Regions from separate parts of the Homo sapiens genome. Here region 1 is linked to region 2. Evidence: chromatin loops called from intact Hi-C (ENCODE). Cell type or tissue: mammary epithelial cell. All regions are shown on one strand.

The links. Peaks named below come from ENCODE experiments on the same cell type or tissue, not always from the same donor. Only the 100,000 strongest peaks of a DNase experiment are listed, where the experiment ranks them.
Region 1: it touches region 2 in a loop (10-fold over the local background); 5 of 110 quality-filtered maps call a loop at or near these places.

The regions. Positions count from the first base shown.
Region 1 is chrX:56,742,016-56,750,015 of GRCh38, reverse strand. All of the region lies in intron 2 of NBDY (negative regulator of P-body association), which reads right to left. Among named protein-coding and RNA genes, the nearest start is that of NBDY, 17 kb to the right of the region's middle. In mammary epithelial cell, no CTCF peak of the experiment used is centred here; DNase peaks (open chromatin) are centred at 2,875 and 4,805; H3K27ac peaks cover 1,254 bases.
Region 2 is chrX:56,974,125-56,982,124 of GRCh38, reverse strand. It overlaps a transcript of SPIN3 not described here. Among named protein-coding and RNA genes, the nearest start is that of SPIN3, 17 kb to the left of the region's middle. In mammary epithelial cell, CTCF peaks have their summits at 3,769 (motif pointing right) and 6,308 (motif pointing right); a DNase peak (open chromatin) is centred at 3,764; H3K27me3 peaks cover 235 bases.

The DNA of each region.
Region 1 (8,000 bases), 230 kb after region 2:
TGAAATAGAAATAACAAGAAAGTAATTTATAATAAAATATAATGTATTTTAAGACGTAAATGTGCAGCCAGGCATGGAGGTTCATGCCTGTAATCCTAGCACTTTGGGAGGCTGAATCGGACAATCACTTAAGCTCAGGAGTTTGAGACCAGCCTGGGTAACATGGCAAAACCCCGTTTCTACAACAAACGCAAAAATTAGCTGGGCATGACGGCATGTGCCTGTGGTCCCAGCTACTTGGGGGGTTGAGGCAGGAGGATCGCTTGAACCCGGGAGGTCGAGGCTGCAGTGAGATGGGACTGTGACACTCTACTCGAGCCTGGGTGTCAGAGTGAGACCCTGTCTCAAAAAAAAAAAAAAAGGATGCAAATGTGGGGACATGACAACACTAGAAGACAATGAAGTATGCAAAAAATATACAGAGAATGCCTGTAAAGGTGGCAGCTATAATTACTGACTGATGCATGTGTGTTGTTATCTGGATTTCAAATATCCAAGAGCAGCGTTTTTGTAGGTATCACGATTTTCCAAAATGATAAACATTCTTGATAAGATTCTGAACAAAACAAAGGTTTTTACCTTGGATTACATGGTAGTTACATTCCTGGAAAAGTTAGTGTGTATTAAAAACTTGCTTATATATATATAGAATGGAGTTCAATTCAAGGTCTAGATTAACAAAAATAAGTGTTTAATCTGATGATATATTTAAAAGTTGTATGGGATATAGAAAATTTCATTGTGCAGGCTGTCTTGCATATTGCAGGTTATTTAGCAATACTGACCCTGCCCACAATATGTCAGGAAGCACTTCAATAATGATTATCTTAAATGCCTTTCACAAACTTTCCAATCACCCTCTCAGGATTATACTACCTCCATTGAGTACCAATACCCTAGTCTTATCCAAAGAATAAAACAAGTCCTTCTCTTGTCACTGCACCCTCTCTAACAACCAGGCCTATTTCTTTTATTTCTCAGTAACTTTGAATTCTCTTATGTCCTATATCTTCAGTCTCTACCCCTTTTCTTGTTACTTTAAGTCAATAAAACTGCAAGTTCCTACCATTATTTTTTAATACTCCCTTGGCTCTTAATCTTCTTACAGTTATCATTTAATTATAAAATATTGTCCAATTTTTATCCTCCATTCTCATCCCATCTCGTATGCCAGCTACCCTCAACTTGGCACTTCCTAGTAACTCTTCAACCCACTGTAATCTGGCCTCTGCTCTCACAACACGGAAACCGTTAATGCTAAATTCACCAATAAACTTAATTTACAAATTAATAAATATTTTTCAGTACTGAACCCTCTAATGTATATTATGTTGCTGTTCACTACATTTTTCTTAATCGGCATCAGACTTTTTCAGGTTTCCCCCTCATCCTATTACTCCTTTATCTGTTCATCTTTCTCTAGATAATCCTTAAATGTTAGTGGTCCCCAGAATTTCCTTCTCAATCCATAACTTTTCTCTATATATACCTTCTTCTAGATTATTTAATTTACTCTCCTGGTTTTATCTATCACCTTTATGCTGATGGTTATCTAAATATATTTATATGGACAACACTTCTCTTGCAATCTCAGATCTTTACCTGCTTGCCAGGAACCTCCATCTAGGTATCTTACTGAAAATGTTGAAAACCTGCTCTTTTTCTTGTATTCTATAACTCAGTTAGTGATTTCATGTAATACTCAAGCCACATACTTGAGAACTACCCTCTATTATTCTGTTTCCCTTGACATCCCATCTGTGATTGTCTTTTGATGTGTTAATTTGGCTAGGCTAGAGTCCTCAGTTATTCAATTTAACTAGGTTTTGCTGTGAAGCTATTTTGTAGATGTGATTACTGTCTATAATCAGTTAACTTTAAGTAAAGGAGATTATCCTAAATAATTTGGGTAGACCTGATTCAATCAGCTGATGGACCTTAAGACCAGAGCTAAGGTCTCCCTGAATAAATTTAACCTGAGGACATCAGCTTCAGCCCATGTCCAGGAGTTCCAGTCTGTCCTTCCTGAAAGCCCACTCCACAGATTTCAGGCTTGCCTACACAGCCCCCACAAGCCAATTCTTTATAATACATTTCTTAATATATATCTCCTACTGGTTCTATTTCTCTGGTTGAACCCTGATTGATACACCATCTAATCAATAATACTTCATAAAACTTTCTCAAATTCACTGATCTGTGCTCCATCCCAACTACCATTGGCTGAGTTCAAGCCTTCATCACTTTTTGTCGGGATTTTCATACAAGCATCTTAAATGATCTTCTTACCCCAATCTTGCTCTACTATACTATCCTCCACATGGCCACTAGTATGACCTATATAAAATATAAATGTGAACACAGCACTCTCTTTCAAGATTGTCAGTCACATCCCATTTCCTACAGATCTATCTTGAGCCTTTGTAGTGCACAAAGTCTTCATGTTTATGCTTCAGCTTGCTGATCTAGCTCCATCTCTCCACTCCAGGAAAACTACCTACCATACATCTCACCTCCTCCAAAAACCAGCCTACCTCGAGTTCTGTAACTTTGGTCATTATTTTCTCACTGCTTGAAGTTCTTTACCCATCTACAATCATCCATCCTTACTTAGTACCTCATTTCATTTCAAAGACTGAGCTTAGATATTGATCAATACAGGAGGCCATTCCTGGCTCTTCTAGTCTTGCTCATGTGCCTTCTTGTATTCTCTTATAGAACTCTGTGCCAATCTCTATCTACAGAACTTACCAAACCAGTTTATGAACTCCTTGGTGAGTTAGATGTTATATTTTTGTAACCCTGGCACATAAAACAATGCCTGGAATTTAATACATGCTCAATTTAATAGGCATTCTTTAATATTTGTGTTGGTTGAATAAAAGAATGGATGAATCACACACTCGGTGTCAGGTTATGGCTTGCTGCTATAATAAAATCTGTGGTAGGCAAAATGATGGCCACCCAAAGATGTCCACACCACAATTACAAGAATCCATGACTATGTTATTTTACAAGGCAAAAGGAACTTTACTGATGTGATTAAGTTAAGGATCTTGAGATGGGGGAGAATATTCTGAATTATTTGGGTGGGCATACTCTAATTGCATATATCTTTAAAAGCATATCATCTGAGTCAGTGAAAGATGTAATGACAAAAGAAAATGGAGAAATTCTAAGTATGAGAGGGACTCAATTTGCCATGGTTGGCTTTGAAGATGGAGAAAAGAGATGACAATCTAAGGAATTTGGGTGGCCTCTAGAAGCTAGGAACAGCTCTTAGCTCATAGCCAGCAAGAAAGGGATCTCAGATCTACAGATCTACAGTGGCAAGGAACTGAGATCTACAGATCTCAGATCTACAGTGGCAAGGAACGGAATTCTGCCAATAACCAAATGAGCAGGACATATCCCCCCAGAGCCTCTAGAAAGGAATGCAGCCAGCCAACAGCTTGACTTCTCATCAGGTCTGATGAGACCCATAGCAGGCTTCTGGCCTCCAGAACTATAATAAATATGTTCTTTTAAATTTCTAAATTTGTGATCATTTTGTTATGGTAGAAATATAAAACTAATACAGAATCCATGCAATAAAATCTGGCTTATCTTCCCAGAGACAGAAGACCCAGATGCTATGATAACATGTCAGGAGGTAAGAATAACAGGAGAGGAACTCGATCATATCATATTTGCCTCTTAAAAATGATCAATATAGAGTAGTATGAGAAAGTCTTTATACAATGAGAGGGAGAAAAGTGACCAAGTCATAGGAAAAAGTACTTAAGGAGACTGCACATGAAGCTGCTGAAAAAAAAAACTTTATTCCCTATTGAGTTGATTGTGAAAGTTTGTGAATACACAGACAGACAACCAACCGGACTAAGTAAATGCTCTGAAGTAGGAAAATGTGATGGCAGAACAGATATAGAAACTCCTCTTCATGCTGAGCATTTCTGTAAACAGGTAACCTAGACATGGAATATGGTGCAAATTATAAACCATAATTTGACCCGTGTCCAGAAAAGTAACTTTCTTAAGGGGGAAGTAAAAAATACCCACCTAGCTATCTGTAAAATCCCCAAAGGTATCTATGCTCTTGGGATAAACTAGAATTTTGTGCCTAAGAAGGACAGAACATCGCCCATGTAGTCTTCTTGCTAAAAACGCTTAAACTAATCATGGGAAAACAATCAGACACATTTCATACTGTGAGACATATAGAGGAAAACTACCTGGACTCATCAAAAATGGCAACGTCACAAAAAAAGGACAAGAAAAAAAAAGGGAGGGTGCTATTCTAGATTTAAAAAGACTAAAAAGGAGCATGACAACTAAATACAATGCATGACCCCTGACTGGATCCTGGACCAAAACAAATAAAAAGCTATAAAGGATATTGTTAGGAAAATTGTGAGAACTTGATATGGATAGTATATTAGATAATAGTATTGTATCAATGTTAAATTTCTCTGGGTGTAATAGTAATTTAATTGTTCTTAAGAGATATATGATTTAGTGTTTAGGGTTGAAGTGTCATGATATCTGCAAGTTACTTCCCAATGGCTCAGCAAAAAAATCTGTGTATGTATATATACATATATGTATATAGTATTTAGAAAAAGAGATAAGCCATATGTAGCCAAATTGATGCCCTGATGAATCTAAAGTGGTCCCCCCTCATCCACAGTTTCAGTTACCCATGATTAACTGCAGTCTGAAAACAGTAAATGGAAAATTCCATAAACGACTCATAAGTTTTAAATTTCACACCACTGTGAGTAGTGTGATGAAATCTCATGTTTGCTCCAGATGTGAATCATCCCTTTGTCCAGCACATCAACGCTGTATTCCTTACCCGCCCATCAGTCACTTGCTAGCCATCTTGGTTATCCAATAAACTGTTGCAGTATCACAGTGCTTATGTTCACGTAATCCTTATTTTACTTAATAGTAACCCCAAAGTGCAAGAATGATAATGCTGGCAGTTCACATATGCTAAAGAGAAGCTGTAAAATGCTTCCTTTAAGTGAAAAGGAGGAAGTTTTCAACTTAATAAGGGAAGAAAAAAATCATGTGTTGAAGTTGCTAAGACCTATGGTAAGAATGAGTCTTCTATCCATGAAACTATGAATATTGTAATAATTGTTCTATTTTATTACTGTTGTTGTTAATCTTGTATTGTGCCTAACTTATAAATTTAACTTTATCATACATATGTATGTATAGGAAAAAAACATAGTTTATATAGGATTAATTACTCTTCATGTTACCAGGCATCCACTGGGGATTTTGGAATGTATCTCCCTTGGAAAAGAATGGCACTACAATACATGAAAGATATCTTTTGACTTTTCTGTAGAGTTTAAATTCTATAAAATAAAAAATTAGTAAAGAAAGATAATGTTTGGATATATAAAGCTTATCCTTAATACTAATTATAAATTCTATTGGTAAATTCAGAAACAAACAAATCAATGCATTGATTTTTTGGCAGAACATTTTGTAAAAGATAAAAGAAAGAAAAAAGTGAATGAGTAAAACAATGGAAAAAGAAATACCACCAAAAAAGGAAAGGTGGAGTAGCTATGTTAACAGCAAGGAAACATTGGACAGGTCTTCCGAACAGAAAATCAACAAAGAAACATCACACTTAATCTGTACTGTAGACCAAATGGACCTAACAGATATTTACAGAACATTTCATCCAACGGCTGCAGAATATACATTCTTTTCCTCAGCACATGGATCATTCTCTAAAGCCACCATGTTAGGTCACATGACCATATGTTAGGTCACAATACAAGTCTTAAAACATTCAAAAAAATTGAAATAATATGAAGCATCTTTGACCACAATGGAATAAAAATAGAAATCAATAACAAGAAGAATTTTGGAAACTATACAAATACCTGGAAATTAAACAGTATGTTCCTGAATAAGCAGTGGGTCAATGAAGAAACCAAGAAGAAAATTGAAAAATTTCTTGAAACAAATGATAATGGAAACACAACATACAAAAACCTACGGGATAAAGCAAAAGCAGTACTAAGAGGGAAGTTTATAGCTATAAAGTTTAGTTATATATAAGTTTAGTTATTTAGTGCCTAAATAAAAAAAAAGTAAAACTTAAAATAAAGAAACCAATAATGAATCTTAAAGAACTAGAAAAGCAAGAGAAAACTAAACTCAAAATTAGAGGAAGAAAAGAAATAATAAACACCAGAGCCGAAATAAATGAAATTGGAATGAAGAAAACAATACAAAATAAATAAGTAAATGAAATAAAAAGTTGGTGTTTTGAAATGTGAAACAAATTTGGCAAACCTTTACCCAGACTAAGAAAAAAAGAGGGAAGATCCAAATAAATAAAACCAGAGATGAAAAAGGACACATTACAACTGATACTGCAGAAATTCAAAGGATCATTAATGGCAACTATGAGCAACTATATGCCAATAAAGTGGAAAATCTAGACTAAATAGAGAAACTCCTCTACACATATGACATATCAAGACTGAACCATGAAGATAATCCAAAACCTGAAAAGACCAATAAAAAGCCATAATAAAAAGTCTCCCAGTAAAGAAAAGCCTGGGACCTGATGGCATCACTGCTGAATTCTACCAAATATTTAAAGAAGAACTAATATCAATCCTACCTGAACTATTCTGAAAAATACAGGAGGAAGGGATACTTCCAAACTAATTCCATGAGGCCTGATACCAAAATCAGACAGAAACAAATTAAAAAAAAACAGGCCAATATCTCTGATAAATATTGATGCAAACATCTTCAACACACTACTAGCAAATCAAATTCAACAATACATTAAAAAGATTATTCATCATGACCAAGTGGGATTTATCCCTGGGATGGAAGGATGGTTCAACAGTGGTGATACATAGTATCAACACAATGGAGGACAAAAACCATATGGTCATTTCACTTGATGCTGAAAAAGCATTGGATAAAGTTCAACATGCCGTCATGATAAAAACCTTCAAAAATGGGTATAGAAGGAACATACCTCAACATAATAAAACCCATATATAACAGACCCACAGCTAGTATCATACCAAATAGGGAAAAACTGAAAGCTTTTCCTCTAAGATCTGAAACATGACAAGGACGCCCATTGTCACCACTGTTATTCAACATAGTACTGCAAGTCCTAGTTAGAGCAATCAGACAAGAGAAAGAAATTAAGGGCATCCAAATTGGAAAGGAAGAAGTCAAATTACCGTTGTTTGCAGAGGATTTGATCTTGTGTTTGGAAAAGCATAAAGATTCCACAAAAACTATAAGAACTGATAAATTCAGTAAAGTTGCAGGATACAAAATCAACATACGAAAATCAGTAGCATTTCCACATGCCAACATTGGGCAATCTGAAAAAGAAATTTAAAAGTAATTCCACTTACAATGGCCAAACATAAAATTAAATACCTAGCAATTAACTCAACCAAAGAAGTGGGAGATCTCTTTAATAAAAACTGTAGAACACTGATGAAAGAAATTGAAGAGGACACCAAAAAATGGAAAGATAGTCCATGTTCATGAATTGAAAGAATCAATATTGTTAAAACGTCCATGCCACAAAAAGCAATCTACAGGTTCAATGCAATACTTATAAAAATACAAAAAACATTCTTCACAGAAATAGAAAAAACAATCCTAAAATTTATATGGAGCCACAAAAGACCCAGAATAACCAAAGCTATCCTAAGCAAAAAGAACAAAACTGGAGGAATCATATTACCTGACTTCAAATTATACTACAGAACTACAGTAATCAAAACAGCATGGTATTGTCACAAAAACAGACACATAGACCAATGAAAGATAACTGAGAACCCAGAAACAAATCCACACACCTAACAAACTCATTTTCCACAAAGGTGCCAAGAACATACACTATGGAAAAGACAGTCTCTTCAATAATTGGTGCTGGGAAAACTGGATATCCATATGCAGAAGAATGAAACTAGATAGCTATCTTT
Region 2 (8,000 bases):
TTACCCTGAGAGGATGTAGTACCTCTCCAAGTAACGATGGAGTCAAGTGTCTATCTCTGGCCAGCCTCAGGACAACAAAGATGTTTTTTCACCCATCACTGAGCTGTACATTGTGAACAAACTCGGGGAAGCAGCAGATACTGGAGAACCTTCTTGCTCCACTTCTACCATCTATTGCCTGTGAGACATGAGGAAGTCAGTCAACTTCTCTTCCTTTTGGACCCATTAATTCCTGAAACAAAATGAAAGGCACAGGGAATTGAGGGTGGGGTATGGCACCAATAAGCCATGCACCTCACAGGCTTTTTGTGATGCTCTAGTCATATAATGAGCAAAGATACGCTTGTGAAGTGTAATGGGATATTTAAGTTTAAAAAAATGTTACCATAAATCCGTGAGTGAATATTACTCTTGCAGGAAAATGCAGATAGGAAATAAGTATAAAATCCAGAAACCAGTTTAATGTCTGCAGTGCTCATCTATGCCATGATAGGAATTATAAGAGAGTTTAAAGCTGTAGTTTTTGGGATTTGAAGTTGAGGAACTTTTTATCCATTGGTAGTTTAAAGTTTACATCAACAATGTCATAAACCTGGACCTTTAGCTGGCCACCTTTGAAAGTATATAGAGAAGATATGCATGAGAATAAAGGTACCCACAGGGGGAAAACCAAATCACAAAATGAAACAAACAAACAAAAACTTTATCATGATTATAACATTTGAATCTGCGGAATTTTTCTTTTTCTTTTTTTTTTTTTTTTTGAGATGGAGTCTCACTCTGTCTCCCAGACTGGAGTTCAGTGGTGTGATCTTGGCTCACTGCAACCTCCATCTCCTGGGTTCAAGCAATTCTGTCTCAGCCTCCCAAGTATCTGTGACTACAGGCGCCAGCCACCAACATGCCTGGATAATTTTTGTATTTTTAGTAGAGACGGGGTTTCACCGTGTTGGCCAGGCTGGTCTCAAACTCCTGACCTCAGGTGATCTGCCTGCCTCGGCCTCCCAAAGTGCTGGGATTATAGGCGTGAGCCATTGTGCCAGTCCTGAATCTGTGGATTTAGAGAGGCTTTAGGCCTCTTCTTCCCTCTGTTTGTCCCAGTATTATTAGTCAATACATTGCTTTCATTTTCTGGCACTTACCAAAAAAAAAAAAAAGATTTTAACTAATATGTTTCTTTTTATTTTTTTTCTTTTTAATGCCGGTAATGTTCTGTACCACGAAAGGAAATGCCAATTTGTTACTTAGATGTACAGAAGATTGTTAACTGGGTATATGGAAATTAAGAATGTAAGCATATACAGACAAGGACTGGTGGTAAGGACAGAAAAATAGAATTTAAGAGCTGTGCGGGCCTTGAGATTGTCTAGTCTCCCTCCTCATTTGTACAGAGTATGAAACAGGTCCAGAGAGTGGAAAGGGTTTAAAGTAACAGTAAAGTCCTATAGGAGTCACATCTTAAATCAGTATGTCTGACTCCCAAGCCACGCTGCTACTGCTGCTGCCCCTTCTTCTTTTGTCCCTTTTTTTTTTAATGAAGGAAATTAAAAAAGAGAGATACATTTTTAGTTCTTATTTTATTCCAACCCCATTTTTTTCCTTTGTCGCTGAACTGTAGTTGATATGTCCTTCCTACTAGTTTATTTTTTCACTATATATGTATCCCCAAAATATATATTGTTTTCATGTTTTAAATTTTTACCCATATAGTGTACTATGCCAGTATTTTTGTGTCCTGCTTTTTTCACTCTATTTTTGTGACCTTTTCATATGGATATATAAAATGCCATTTTGAGGCTATACCACAATGTATATATTCCCAAAGAATGAATATCTAGGTAATTGTTAGTTTGGGATTTTTTGTTTGTTTGTTTGTTTGTTTTTAATTCTTGTTCTAAAATATCCTTACACATTTCTCCTTTTGCACATGAGTTTCTGTTGTGCATATGCCTAGAATTGCTGGGTCATAGGGTGGGCACATCTTCGATTTTGCTAGAGAATACCAAACTTCTCTTCCGAATAGTTACATTGGTCTGTCAGGTGGAACCAGAATCTGATCTGAGTACGTCACAAGATTTAGTGAGGATCCAAGCAGAACTAGAGTGTGAAAACACGTGTGAAGTTGTTGACAGTGCTGTGTCATGAATCGTGAAGGGGCAATTTTAAGTCAGCATATGGACAACAATGGTCATAGGTAGACACTGGATAAATGACCAACTTGTCCTATGAACGAGGTCTTAATTTTATCTACCTTAGGACCAAGTCCAGAGAATCAGCAAAAATGATTACATTTAATTATATCTTCATGTTTTGTGAGGGCTTTAGATCTGATATAAACATACAGGAAAAAATCCTTTTTAATAAAGCTGGAAGAGACATAATAGCATCAGTTTCTAGGCAGAAAATCAGCCCTATACAAATTCTAAAGGCCGGTTACAAACTGGACATGTTTTAACATGGTTTAGAATGTTTTCACCGAAAAACTAGCACTGTGCCTTTGTCTCTGAGAAAAATAGATAAATGTGTCAATTATGTGTTTACAGTTTAATTCATATTCAGTTATATTTTGCAGCTTAAAAGGCCACTAACAAAAAAATAGAACATAACAAAATAAATCTCACTTGGAATACTGGTTGTTTTGTTTGCTGTTTGGTTCTTTTAGTGTACTTTCCTTTTTACTGTGTTTTTGTTTCTGGGTTAAGATGGTGGCAAACTGGTGATGCTTCATCCACTTTTACTCTCTCACTGAATAATCCATGATGGACTGGAGAATCTCAATGATTGGTTCACCATACTCTGGCAGAAATTCCTACTGACTGCCATATAGGTAGGGCTTGACTAAGAAACTCTTGGTAACCAATGCAGACTCAGACCTCTTGAAAAAAAAACAGCAGGGCCAAGCTGGATAAAAGCCAAAATTACTATGTTTGCCAGATTACACTATCAGGTTTTGTAGAACAGCTAGGACTCTCATATACCTAAAGATAGTGAAAAGATGTATAGAGATTGCTGAGGTTGGAAATATATGTTGAGTTTAATCTAACACTGTAATCTACAATGGCCTTTCAATGAAGGTTTAAGGAATTTGGAATCTGTTCTGCAGGCAGAAGGGAAAGTACTGATGATTTTGAGCAGTGACAGTAGGATCAGATGCATGCTTTAAAAGGTCCAGAAGTATAAAGGGTATATGTATATTAGGGCTGGAGTGGCTGGAGGCTGGGAGACAAACTTATTGCAAGACTCCACATAAGATCATATTTACCTCACTGAGTCCTGTCCTCAGGTAAATACTGTTAATTAAAAGGGTTTCACCATTTACAGAGCTTTCAGATTATTTATCCTTAATATTATTATCCCCACATGTGCTCATGAGCAAGCCTCTCAGGATCTTCTGCTCCAGTCTTGTGACGGTAGCATGTTCCTGCTTCTGGTGGTGCTAAACCCTGGGCAATCATCTCTCCTAGGAACAGCTGTTCTTCATGGGTGACTGCTGTGAAACCAACAGGATGGCCTCTTTTCTATTTAATCCTAAGAGTGGGCATAAGGTAAGCGTTTACAAGATTTTACTGAAAGTTTTGGAATGTAAGAAGGAAAATGCTACACTGAATATAATTACAACTATTCAGGCACAGACGCATCCCAGAGTCTCCTACCAAGTTGACTCTCCTGTCTGTCTTCCTTTTCTGCCTTCACTTGGCTTCAGACAGCTCACCTTCCAACCACTGGAAGTGTTTATAGCATCTCCACATCTGTCCACAAGGTGGAGTTCAAGGCCAAATTTTTCACCAGCTCCAGATACTGAAAGGAGTACTTTTTCTTCATTCATAGTCAAGGTAAGGCCTGCCTCCTAGGTCTTCATTTCCTGTTCATACATTGAATCTGACAGTGGCAACATATTCCCTTTGGAGGAAATTCTGTCTAGGCCTAAAGCAGTGTGGTCTAGCTTTATGGTTTGATTAAAGACAATCACACAATGTCCCATATATTTCCTACATCACATGTAGGCCATCAACAGTCTGATCAAGGTTTGGCTATGTCAAGTCCAACACAGCTCCTAGGTATCAAATGATCATAAACTCTGGAGGTTCACTCTCACTCATGGCACCTGTCTTAGCCTATTTTCTGTTGCTTATAACAAAATACCTGAAAATTTATTTAAAAAAATAAAATGTATTTCTTACAGTTCTGGAGGCTGGGAAGTTCAAGATTGAGGGGCCACATCTGGTGAGGGCCTTCTTGATGGTAGAAACTCTCTGCAGTCCTGAGGTAGCACAGGGCATCACATGGCAAGGGGACTAAGTATGCTAACATGGTAGCTTAGGTCTCTCTTTCTCTTCTTATAAAACCACCAGTTCTACTTCCATGATAATCTGTCAGTGGATTAATCCATTCACAAGGGCAGAACCCTCATGTTCCAATCACCTGTTAAAGGCCATACCTCTGAATACTGCCACATTGGAGATTAAGTTTCAACATAAGTTTTGGAGGGAATATTCAAACCATAGAAGTTCCTTTCTGTGTATTTTTATGCATGCATGTACACATGTGTGTAGAGACACAGAGAGGACCAGAGAGGCAGAAAACGCATATATACACCTGTACATTAAATCCATCTATGTGCACATATACGAAGTTGTAGAAATAGAACCATAGTATATATCCTCCTCTATAAATTTTTCCACTTAATAGAACGTGAACATGTTTGTAGGTTCTTATATGCAGAGTTACTTCTTTGTATAGTATTCCATTGTGTGAATAAAGCATAATTTATTTAGCAAATCCTTGTTGATATATATTGGGACAGTTTCCAAAATGTGGTTATTATGAACAATGCCACCAAGAACATTGTCATACACATTTATTGTGTACTTATGCATGAATTTCAATAGTGACACGTTAATTCAAATATTTATTTCTTATCTTTCCAGGTAAAATATTGGGTAGGTCCTTTGGAGTTCTAGACTCAGTTTGAGATTACAGAAGATATGCTCAACATCCTCCTTTGACCTGGTCCCAGTTTCACCATATTTGCTAGATGCTTTATAGTCTCTGGTAAGGAGGTGTACAATTCTCTGATTTTATTTCAGTTTTTAGGGAATTTTATTTTGTTCATTTCAACAAGAAAAATTACATAAACAGGTAACAGCTCCACTCAAAGCTGTTTTAAATGAACAAAATATTGGACTTTGTGAACAAATATGATACTTTTTCTTTCTGCAATTATTGGCTAGCAATCTTATTTTACTAAATCTATACTGACAAATTTAATTTGGTCCATTTATTTGAGTTTAAAGACTATTTCAAACTCTCCCCAGTGAAACAGTCATGGGCCATTGCTATCCTCAAAAGAACTAAATATATAAATAGCAGCTTTCCTCAAAAAAGATGATAAAGTCTTCTTTTCCCTTTAGAGCATAAATTTCAGTGGCAGGTAAAACTATTTTAGCAACAATATGCTCACTTCTTCCATGATATGTTTTTCTTCCCTACTAAGTTGAAAGTTTTTCTCAGTTTCCATAGCCACTCACAAGTTTTTCTCTACCTAACTGAAGTTGCCCTCTTCTGCTGGTCATTAGGACATTAACTTTTAGAATGATTTCTGTTTCAGCCTCTTGTTTTGAAGGCAGGCTTTTAATTTCCTCAGAGAAATTGCAATGGAACGAAAATTTGTTCTCTCTTTTACATATGTACACTTGTATAAGAGATGTAATGTTTTTAAATAAAATTTTTAATTCATGCAAAAGCATGTCTCTAACAGTGTGAAGGTTATAAAGATTAATAATAGTAGAAATATCCCTGTACCAATCACACAGAATAATTCTAGTCAGATACAGTTTTTGTAAGGACAAAAAAGAAAATAGATCTAAAAAGGTAAATAAGAGAGATCATTGCATAGTCCTTTACAGTTTAACAAAGGTTGTTTAGAAAGGACCCGCTCCATACTTATCCGATTCTCCATTTTCCACTGAATTTCCTTTCCAAACAATGTGCAGTATTCTCAATATCTATCAAAATTCCATAAAAGTTATGACTGCCAATTTATACAAACTGTCCACCAAGATGTTTTCTCCCAAACGTCGCATTCTGGAGCCAAGCCATTAAAGACTTGGACTGTGACACAGTTTTCATTATGAGAACCATACACATTGGTGTAATTACCCTCACCTCCCATTTACTACCCTATAAAGGGAATCCCTATGGCCTTAGGCTTACACACACATCTAGGAGCTCTAAGGACCAGGAAAAGTTAAAAGTGGACCAACCACTCAATAAGGTGGCTCTTCAGACCCTTCAGTGCCTACCACGAGGGGGAACAATTCCACAGGAAATGGCTTAGGCAGAGTCATCCCAAACCTAAGCTGCCTCTACTGGCTAGAAATCAACTGTGGAGTTCCAACCAACAGTAACCAGCCAGCCGTACCCCAGGCTTTCATTCTCATAAAAGACTAAACTACTGTAAACCCAAAATAAAATTCTAAGGCCCCCCCAACCATCTGAATGGACATCCTCCTCTGCCAGGGCACTCTAAAATTTAACCTGAAAGACTGGTTCAGGATATGGCAGAAAGTGGGGGGATCGGACCTACCTCATTATACCCTCCAACATTAACATAAACACAGACCTTAAATATGATAAGAAACATTCTAATGTATTCTCTCTGAAGCCATCTACCTGGAGGCACCATCAGGATGATGAAACTTTGGTGTCTACAACCTCTTACTATAACCCAGACATCGCATTTTATTGATAATAACCAGTTGCCAATCAGAAAATTTTTAAATCTACCTATAAATTGAAAGCACCCCCCCTTCCAGTTGTCCTGCCTTTCTGGACCGAATCAATGTGTATCTTAAATGTATTTAAATGATGTCTCATGTCTTCTAAAATGTGTAAAATCAAGCTGCACCCCAACCGCCTTGGGCACATGTTCTCAGGATATCCTGAGGGCTGTGTCACAGGCCATAGTCACTTATATTTGTCTCAGAATAAATCTTTTCAAATATTTTACAGAGTTTGACTCTTTTCCTCCACACTATGCCCCTAGTCACCACAAAAGCACAATCCCCAGCTGTTACCAGAAGGTTCCCCCAATTCTCAGATGGAAAGAGGCCAGGAGAGACCAAAATCCGAGCTAATTTGTTAGTTCTCACCCTTCTGCCCCCATCCCGACCTCCGCACTATTGGTTGTAAGACAAATTTTTGTTTGTGTTTTTTTTCCTTGTCAGCCTTCTAGAAACCCTGCCCGCTGCCTAGACAAGGGAATTGCAATGGAGAAAGAGTAATTCATGCAGAGAAGCTGTGTGGGACACTGGAGTTTTATTATTACTCAAATCTGTCTTTCCAAGCCTTCCCCGGGATCAGAGTTTTTAAGGATAATTTGGTGGGGAGAGGCTTGGGAAGTGGGGTGTGCTGATTGGTCGGGTTGGAGATGGAATCATAGGGGGTCAAAGTGAGTTTCTCTTGCTGTCTTCTGTTCTTGGGTGAAATCGCAGAACTGGTTGAGCCAGGTTACCAGCCTCAATCTGGTTGAGCCAGATTACCAGACCTGGAGTGCAGTGTCTGCAAAATATGTCAATCACTGATGTTAGATTTTGCAATAGTGATGTTATTCACAGGAGCAATTTGGGGAGGTTCAGATACTTGCAGCCAGAGGCTGCATGGCCCCAAACCATAATTTCTAATCTTGTAGCTAGTTTGTTAGTCCTACAAAGACAGACTCAGACTGGTCCCCAGGCAAGAAGGGGTGATTTGTTTTGCTTTCCCCTTTGGGAAAGGGCTATTATTAATTTTGTTTCAAAGTTGAACTATAAACTAAATTCCTTCCCAAGGTTAGTTTGGCCTATGCCCAGGAATGAACAAGGCCAGCTTAAAGGTTAGAAGCAAGATAGAGTCGAGTCAGTTAGGTCTGATCTCTTTTACTGTCATAATTTCCTTAGTTGTAATTTTTGCAAAGGCAGTTTCAGCCTTGCTGGAACAAAGCCTATGATTGTTTTCTTTCT